Linked DNA regions of Homo sapiens: region 1 is linked to region 2. Evidence: read pairs that join two places in POLR2A ChIA-PET (ENCODE). Cell type or tissue: PC-3. All regions are shown on one strand.

Evidence for each region. ChIA-PET counts read pairs that join two places held together with the same protein. Peaks named below come from ENCODE experiments on the same cell type or tissue, not always from the same donor. Only the 100,000 strongest peaks of a DNase experiment are listed, where the experiment ranks them.
Region 1: POLR2A ChIA-PET joins it to region 2 with 9 read pairs; 2 of 35 experiments call an interaction of 5 or more read pairs at or near these places.

The regions. Positions count from the first base shown.
Region 1 is chr6:15,394,326-15,399,325 of GRCh38, reverse strand. The region is part of intron 2 of JARID2 (jumonji and AT-rich interaction domain containing 2); the gene reads right to left. Among named protein-coding and RNA genes, the nearest start is that of JARID2-AS1, 150 kb to the right of the region's middle. In PC-3, no CTCF peak of the experiment used is centred here; no DNase peak of the experiment used is centred here.
Region 2 is chr6:14,487,992-14,492,991 of GRCh38, reverse strand. All of the region lies in intron 1 of LOC101928331 (a long non-coding RNA gene), which reads right to left. Among named protein-coding and RNA genes, the nearest start is that of LINC01108, 210 kb to the right of the region's middle. In PC-3, no CTCF peak of the experiment used is centred here; no DNase peak of the experiment used is centred here; H3K27ac peaks cover 464 bases.

The DNA of each region.
Region 1 (5,000 bases), 910 kb before region 2:
GAGGTAGCTCCTATGTCTCAACAGACAGGAGGCTATCCGAGAACCCAGTGGCACTGGGGAAGAAGGGGTGGGGTAACCTCAATATACAATTCCCTACAGAACATAGAAGGCTGGAGAAGAGGTGCTCTCCAATGGCTGCCAGGGTGAGCCCCCAGAGCAGACCCTTATTTAGTGCTCTACAGTGCAGCACGTTCCTGTTAACAGTGAACAAGTGTTTGGAATGCACCCCACTACAGCGTAAGTCATACAGAGTCAATTAAAGGACATTCGGGGGATGACTATTTGGCCTTTTTCCTCTTCCTTCTACTGGGACATGTCTTTTGGCTGCTTCAATGATCAACAGCACCCAAAGCAGAGAATTGGAAAGGAGACCTGAGGCAGATATTCTGATTATGCTAATTCTCAGCAAGGTTGGTAAGAAAAGTAGAAACGCCGAGACATAAACAGTTGGCCAGAAATGAAGTTTCAGAATCACGTATGATTAGTGGTTTTCCTGAACACCCCCAGTTCTGTCACTCAAACACTCAGAGTGCACACAGGCATCAGCACTAATAAAACACTATCTGCCCCTTTCCTATCTCCACTGCTTCCTCCTATTCTAGTCAATTAAAGAGAAACGGGTATTTAAATTTTAAGAAATAAGAAAAGCCTGACCATCGTCATTACTTCCTGATCATGCAGGCAATATTTCCTAAAACACAGTACATGCGAGTCAGTCCTGTGTCTGTCAGGCCAGGAAGGAGACTTAACAAAACTCTCCGTTGTAAATAGCCATAAGTTTTAGACTGTTTACATGAAATGTTGGTCCCCTACTAAAGAAGAAACATGCAAACTACCCTATTAGACTCACAGCATCCTCTGGAAGACCAAGAATAACACTAAGAAATGGATTCAATTTAGGAATAACAACACAACTTACAATATTTAAAGACAAGAAAGAGCAGAGGGCGGAAAGACTGGGGAAGAACTTTTCTTTGCTCCATCCATGTTCATTAATAGGCTGAAGGCACCACCATCTAAGTTTCAACAGTGAAATATCAGAGCAAGTCATAAATCTTAAACCAAAGTCCTCTGAATAATCAATCCACTTTAATTTTTAAGGATATAAAGAATATCTGTGAACCCGCTGCCAAACCAAACTACTCAAACATAACCTAAAGCCTTGCCTATGTGCTAACTTTTTAATATTATAACATAAACATATATAAATAGCATTTTGTTTCACTGCATTTGATTATAAACTTTACAAAACAGGTTCCAATGGGAATTGGGTTTTTTCCAACTCAACATCAAGTTACTAAGATCCATCCGTGGCCTTGCTTATTATATCGCTTGCCTATCCATTTTCATTATTACACAATGGAGTATTTATAATACTACACAACTGATGAATGGTAGGTATTCCACCATGATTCTCATGTCCAAGGGCATCTAAGGCGCTTCTAGTTTATTGCTATCATGAACCATGTTGCAATTCCTCTCTGCAAGTCTCCTGGAAATCATGCACTAGAGTTTCTCTTAGATAATATTTGGGACTGGAAGTGGTAGATATCCTTGGATATGCAAATGTTCAAATTTACAAGTTGAATGGCAAATCAGTTTCCAAAGCAGGTGTCAACTTTTGATTTTGCACCAGTAATGTTACCACTGGAATCTCAAAATGTTTAAAGACCTTCTATAACATGTCACAAGAGAGACCAAGGAACTCTACTAACTCTAATTCAGGAGAAGTCAGAATTTTCAGATGGGATCTCATATTCACAGTAATTCTATGCAGACACCCAGGTTCATGGCTGCCATCCACCTAATTATCACCTCAACCCCAAGACCAACCCCAGTTGGTGCCTTGGTATTTCAGTACCACGCTATTAATAATTTCCCCAAAACTACTAATCGCAAAGGAGGGGTAGGGTGGTGTGGATTGTCGTATGATAGAAGAGAGTACAAGGTTATGGTGCCAGAGAATTTCACATAATACAGAATTGTAATGATCATACAGCATCAGCCATGTATTTGTAATGATATTTCTGTGTTATATGGATGAAATTACGTAGTATTGACCATATCACATAGGGTGTGATAAAAATTAATGCAGAAAGGGGATCTACTGTGCTAATATTTGACTTTCAAAAACATCATTAAAGTGTGGGCACTCTGTGACAGCAGTATAGTAATAATAAATGTTACCTGTTGGAATTTTATTTAAATAAAAGTTAATACACTGGCACTATACCAACCAGAATTAGGTACACACACAGTCTGGCTTGAATGCTTTCCAAGAAGGCTTGGTAATTCCTGAAACACCAACAGTGCTGAACTTTGTAATGCATGTGGCTGGCCCGATAGCTAACATGTCAACAAGGCCACACTGTACAATTATAAAATAATACCAATAATTACAAGAACATAGTAGGGTGACCCGGACTGGGTGATGGTATGCAAACTCGTGAAACTAACTGGGTTGTTAAGGCTACAATTAAAGTAGTTGTTCCAATTCAGAAGCTATCAAAAAAGACAACACTGTAGCCCTCCTTATCCGGATTTTAGATTTCCAAGGTTTCAGTCAGCCATGGTCAACCAAGGTCTGAGAATATTAAATTTAAAAATCCCCAAAATAAACAATTCATAACTTTTAAATTGCACACCATTTTGTGTAGCATGCTGAAACCTTGAACTATCCTGCCCAGGACGTGAATGCTCTGCACTGTACAGTATTTATGTATAAGCAAAAAACACAGTATATACAGGGTTTGGTAATAGCGACAGTTTCAGGCATACACGGAGGGTATTGAAATGTATCACCCATGGATATGGGCGGACTACTGTATTCTACATGAATTTTTTAAATTAAAAAATACTGACTTATTTGATAAACACCTTGCACTAAAAACCTTAGTGGATCATAGTACACATAGCTATGATTAAGAATGATTAAGAAAAATCATAAGACTTCTGCCTCAGTTTCCTCACCTGTTAAACGGAAATAAGGACAACACTGGTGTTGGAGGCATTAATTACACAAGTAAAAGGGTTTGTGCTACACTGTAAACATACAGGGCTACCTACATGTATTCATGGTAATAAAACACTCAAATTTTGGTTCAATATATATTGTTGGCTTTTTGGCTGGAAAAAGAAACACATAATAAAATGTACTTAACATATTTGAAGGTGATCCGGTTAATGAATTTTAAAAGGTGAACACAGAAATAATGCCAAGTCAAACAACATGATCAACCTTTTTCAGAATATTTTGAAAACATTACTCAATAGTATAAAGTAAAATTGAACCAGAATCACAAAAAAGCTGTTTACCTACTTAGGAATAGTGAAGAAAGGAAAACTGTATATTAAAAGCACTGAGGCCACCTGCGGTGGCTCAAGCCTGTAATCCCAGCACTTAGGGAGGCCAAGGCGGGCAGGTCACAAGGTCAGGAGATTAAGACCATCCTGGCCAACATGATGAAACCCTGTCTCTACTAAAGTACAACAAATTAGCCAGGCATGGTGGTGCACACCTGTAGTCCCAGCTACTCGGGAGGCTGAGGCAGGGGAAGCACTTGCACCCAAGAGACAAACACTGCAGTGAGCTGAGATCTCGCCACTGCACTCCAGCCTGGTGACAGAGCTGGGAGCGGTGGCTCATGCCTGTAATCACAGCACTTTGGGAGGCCGATGTGGGCAGATTACCTGAGGTCAGGAGTTCGAGACCAGTCTGACCAACACGAAGAAATCCCATCTCTACTAAAAACACAAAATTAGGCCAAGCATGGTGGCTCACACCTGTAATCCCAGCACTTTGAGAGGCTGAGGCAGGTGGATCACAAGGTCAGGAGATCGAGACCATCCTGGCTAACACGATGAAATCCCATCTCTGCTAAAAATACAAAAACTTAGCCGGGCACAGTGGTGCACGCCTGTAGTCCCAACTACTCAGGACTCCCGGAGGTTGCGGTGAGCTGAGATCATACCACTGCACTCCAGCCTGGGCGACAAGAGCAAAAACTCCGTGCCCCCACCACCCCCCAAAAAAGCATTGAAACAAAGGGCTGATAGGTCAAAACTGAAGAGTGAGTAATCACCTTTTCGAATTTCTGACTCTGACAAAAGTAGTACTCTCATATGCTGCTAGTGTGATTAACTGATAAAATCTTTCAAAAGAGCAACCTGGAAATGGAGGTTAACAAATCTGTAATCCAGTAATTTCTAGAAATTAATACTAACAAACCAATAACAGAAGCAACGATTTGCTTCTAATAATTAGTTTGTTGGTTAATACAACAAATTAATGACAGAAGCAAAAATTTCTATGTAGCTTGTTTTAATTATTTTGTCGCTTCTTTGACTGGTTTAAATTCTATGTCCATTTCCAAAAAAAAAAAAAAAGGAATTATTCTACGTCGGTTTCCTGGGCCATGCAATAGACCGATTAGCAATGCTTTGGTTCTGAATTACTGCATGAAGCCGCTGGGGTAGCTGGGTTGAGTCCTGCATGTGTGGCAGCTGACACATTCTCTCCACTACTTGACCCTTGGAGCTTTGAGGCCTTTGCACATGCTGTTCCCTTTTCTGACTATTCTCTCCTCTGCCTAGAGAGCACCTGCTCCTCTTTCCATTTGACAGGTGTTATTCCAGTACAATTTCAAAACATACAAAGGTAACATTTACCAAACTGTCAGGTTTCTTCAAGAAGAAGATTTAGTCTTGTTCATCTTTTGTTTTGCTTTGAGACAGGGTCTTGCTCTGTGTCCCACGCTGCAGTCAAGTAGCGCAATCTAGGTTCACTACAGCGTCGACCTTCCGGGCTCAACCAATCCTCCCACCTCAACCTCCCAAGTAGCTGTACTACAGGTAGGCGCCACCACACCCAGCTAATTTTTTATATTTTTTGTGAAGATGGTGTTTCGCCAAGCTGCCCAGGCCTGAAGCGATCCTCCCGAGGCACCCCAGCCGCACAAAGTGCTGGGATTATGAGCATGAGCCACTGCATTCGCCTTGCT
Region 2 (5,000 bases):
TTTTTACAGAACCAACAGGTTTGTATGCCCGCTGCCCAGTAACGGACCCATTACACTGAGACAGTAGGGTTTGCAGCAGAGAAAGAGTTTAATGATTGCAGGGCATTGTGTGAGGAGATGGGAGGAGACCTCCAAATCTGTCTTCCTGAGGAGTTCTGGGCTGGGGCTTTTAAGGGGACTGTGGAAGGTGAAGGGTTTGAAAACTGAGGTTGTTGGTTGGTTGGGGCAGGGAGGAAGAAATCATGGAGCTGTGGAAGCTGCATCCATTGGTGAGTTAGCTCCTTGTGGGCCCTTCAGACCAGTTGAGTCAGTTGTTACATCAGTTTGCAGGACCTGAAGGAATATCTCAAAGGGAAAACTTAACGTTTCATGATGTTCAAGTTGTTATCTAAAGAGCTGTTCAGGAGAACTGTCGTCTAAGGTCTATATGATTCTAGGACCATAGGTACCAAACAGCTTTGAGGAAGCAGGGCAGAGAGTAAGCTCACTTAATGATTAATGTGGAACGTGCTGCAAGCTTAGTTTATTTTTGTTTCTCCCTCCCTTCTTCTCTAACTAATTTTATAAAGTTTATAGGGGCAGTTTCACCTTGCTCTTTCCAAACACACCATATAATACACAAGCAATAAATGTCATGCTACACACGGTCTTAGTTTCTTTAGTTTCAGAAGATCCAGAAGAAGACTTGCTGCCTGAAGATTCTTCTCTACAGAACCCAGCTCTTTGTGAGAGGCTGGCTGTGCAGCAGAAGGAAGCCCATGAGATTCAGAACCTAGGCTCGGCCAGGAGTCTTGCCAGGAAGAGGCAAGAGAGGAGAGGCCTCTTCCTGGTGGTGGCTGCTGAGTAGCAGAATTGTAGATTTTGTTTGATTGTAAAAAATAAAAAGTATTACAGAGAAATGCAATCATCAGCAAATTAAGGTTGGAGCAACAATGACAAACATTTTAAACACACACACACACACACACACACACACACACACACACACACACACACACACAGCTTTTCTTAGTGCCTGATGTTCTTCCTGCTTTCACCCTGTTCCTTGCTCCAGAACCGCCATTTTCTGAGCTCTCAGCAGTAAACTTAATAAAGATTGATATCAATGACAAATTCTGTCAACTTCCATGCTGCAAAACTTAGTCACTGTGCAAAATGGACCAAGGAAAATAAATAACCCGAGGAATGATGGAGTGTGTAAATATTGATGTGGATGCTGGGCACAGGGAAGTTGGATGAAGCAAAACAGAGCTTAGTGATGGCTCGTTCCCGCACCCTGGTTGAATGCAGAAAGGTCTTTTCATGGTGATTTTAATCCCCTGGCATTATTTTCTGGGGGGGAGTGTATGTTGTAGGTGAAACTGTAAATTCTTAGATTCAAAAAAACCATTCTAGAAAGGGCATATTTTTTAATATGCCCTTCAATAAAAACTTACTGTTACAAAAATAGTGCTTTATATAGAAAAATATAAAAATGCATATAGGAAAAATAGAATAATAAAGAATACCCATAATTCTGCCACTCAAAATACTATACTAGTGGTGAGCATTTTCCAGACCTTTTTCCATGCCTACGTACACATTTCCTCATTCCTAAGATGCAAATTTTCCAAAGTTTGGTATTTTGGGAATCAGTTTAAATATGTGAGTGCATACAATATGACAGTATTTCCTTTCATCTGAAAAAACTGTTATTAAGTTAATAGTGTTTCATACAAATAATGACATTTTAAAATTAAGGAAATATGTGGGTGTTACATATTTGTAAAAATATTATATTGTACATACAATGTTTTCCATTTTTACTGTGATAAAGTGTACATAAATGGCAATATACATAATAGTAAACATAAATTTTGCCATTTGTTTTTTTTTTTTGTTTTTTTTTTTTGAGACAGGATCTTGCTGTCATCCAGTTTGGAGTGCAGTGGCATGATCTCAGCTCACTGCAGCTTTGACCTCCCAGGCTCAAACGATTCATCCACCTCAGCCTCCCGAGTAGCTGGGACTACAGGCATATGCCCCCACACCAGACTAGTTTTTGTATTTTTGGTAGAGATGGGGTTTCGCCATGTTGCCCAGGCTGGTCTCAAACTCCTGGACTCAAGCAATCCGCCTGCCTTGGCTTCCCAGAGTGCTGGGATTACAGGCATGAGCCACCATGCCCCGCCCATTTTAACAATTTTTAAGTGTACAATTCAGTGGCATTAAGTACCTTCACAATGTCATGTAACCATCACCACTGTCTATTTCTAGAAGTTTTTCATCATCCCAAACAGAAACTCTCTGCCCATTAAACAACAAGTTCCCATTCTTCTCTCCCTCCAACTCTTGGTAACTTCTATTCTACTTTTGTCTCTATGAATTGAATAGTTGCTCATATAAGTGGAATTATACAATATGTGTCTTTTTGTGTCTAGCTTATTTCACTCAGCATAATGTTTTCAAGGTTAATCCATGTTGTAACATGTAGCAGAATTCCATTCCTTTTTTTAAGCTAATGTGTCACATTTTGTTTATTCAATCATTTGTTGATGGACACTTGAGTTGTTTACACCTTTCAGCTGTTCTGAATACTGCTGCTATAAATACTGGTGTATAAGTATCACTTTGAGGCCCTGCTTTCAGTTCTTTTGCGTATATACCTAGAAGCGGAATTGCTGGATCCAGTGGTGATTGTATGTTTAACTTTTTGAGGAACTGCCATACTTTTTCCACGTGGCTGCCTTATTTTACATTCTCATCAGCAATGCACAAGGGTTCCAATCTCTCTGCAGTCTCAACAGTGCTTGTTATTTTCCCTGTTTAATAGTAGCCATTCTACTGAATGTGAAGTGTCTGTGCCTACTATATGGAACCTGCTTCTCCCGGTTAATGACATATCCTGAATATCTTTCCATGTCAGGTAATAGTCTTCTACAATCCATATGAATTGCCATTTTAAAGGCGGTGTATTATTTAGCTGTATGTACGAACATGCATACTTTCCAAAATAATCCTCTATTGTTAAATATTTAGATTGCTCCCAGTTTTTTTCCTATTGAAAATGATGATGAAATAAATACTTTATGGCTATTTTTTGCACACATTCTTAGTTACTTCAATGGGAATACATTTACAGATATGATACTGTTGAATCAGACAGGAATGCGTGAGGCTTTTAATTCATAATTCTAAATTGCCTCCACTTAGTCTGAAATGGAAAAAGTCAAGAGTCCTTCACTGAAGAACCACCCACACCACCACTGCCAACCCCAAAGATTTAACTGGAAAATATTTACACTTATGAGAAAAGGAGAAACTGGTGTGAGAATTTGGTCAATAATATAAAAATTGTATCAGTCAGCTCTTTTGCCAGATGGCTTGACAGTTCTGGAAAGATGAAATTCTTTCTAATTTTCATCTTGGATCTGGGCGAAAACTTTTTTTCAGAGAAGTATGATTACTTTCTTTCTAACCTGATTTCTGTATATCTCATCTGCCATTCTTGCCCGGGATGTGATAGGAAAATGAAAAGAAAATAGAGTAACAGCAGACATTTGAGCCAAAGAGCTCCTCTAGCAGTTACTTGTACTTGAAATTCTAGAGAATTTCTATGCAATGTCTATAGAAAAAAATAAAAAGAAATTTTCAATTGGTATGTCTAAATTAGTGCACATAACGTGCCAAATCTCTGCAGTAGAAATTCTCTGGAGAGTTTTCTTCTCTCTGAGAAACTGGGTGATTTTACCAAAAGCATCCTATTTCATCCCTCATTGCTTGTTAGGGCAGATGCTGCAGCACTGACCTGGCAGCAGGTATGTGAACAGCCATCCTAGGTAATTAGAATGACCTGCTCTAGCTAAGTCACCTCAGTAACAACCATGGCCTAATCATGTGGCCCCCAAATCAGTGCCTCTCAGACTTAGTTGTACATCAGAATCACTGAGGGCTGTGAAAACACAGATTGCTGGGCCCCACACCAAGAGGTTCTGATGCAGTAGGAGTGGGGAGGGCCTGAGAACCTGCATTTCTAACAACTTTCAAGGTGCTGCTGGTTAAGGGGCTGCACTATGAGAACCACTGCCTTCCTTGAGAACACCTTGCACCCTCCTCCCTCCGAATAGCTTTGGATGATTATTTAGGTGAGGGATTAAGAGAAAGGAAGCTAAAAGATAAACACAACAACTACATAAATTGTGATAATCATGATAAAAAGCTCGCCATACTAGTGTCACAGGATCATTTGGGGTGTCACAGAGGCCGGAAACCTCTGTGGCTGGTGGCACCTGTGCCTGAGTTTTGCTCAGGCCCACTGGGTTTGTTCTGCCCACTCATCCTGGCAGACTGCGTTCGGCTCATGATACTGGCCTGGACCCCATGCCTGCCAAGGGAGACTGCGTGGAGTGGCAAGGGGTGTGTGAGCAAGTGTGGGGTCTGGCCACTGTGCAGTCAGACATGCCAGCTACTGCAGCAGGGCAGGCAGCTCCAGGTGCCAGCATGGGTGGCGGCTCTCTGTGAAGCTGCAGCTGGACCAGGTGCATCACAAGCAGCTTCCACAGTTGGCAGCTGGGAATACAGTGGCACCCAGAAGCTTGGAGATGCCAGGAACTGTGGGGCCCCAAAGAGGAAGTCTAGCCCTGGCTTAGGCAGCTCCCAGGTCTGGGGTCCCTGAAGGGCCCTAGTTCTTCTTTTTTTCTCTTTGCCCACAATGTGACAAGCAAGGTGCATGTCTCAGCCCTGTTGGTGTTGCAGCTTTTTTAGCCTCACTATTTGGCGGGTTCCAAGTTCTTGTCCTGAGACCAGGAAGAATAAGGTATGCAGACAATTGGAGGGTGAGCGAGATGAAGAGGAGCTTTATTGAGTGATAGAACAGCTCAGAGGAAACCCGCACTGGGTAGCTCCTTTCCACAGCCAGGGTGTCCCAGTGAGTGTTCAGCTCCTAGCAGAGAGGGTAGCTCCTCTCTGCTAGGCAAGTCATCCTGACAAATGTTTAGCTATCAGCAGAGAGGGTAGCTCCT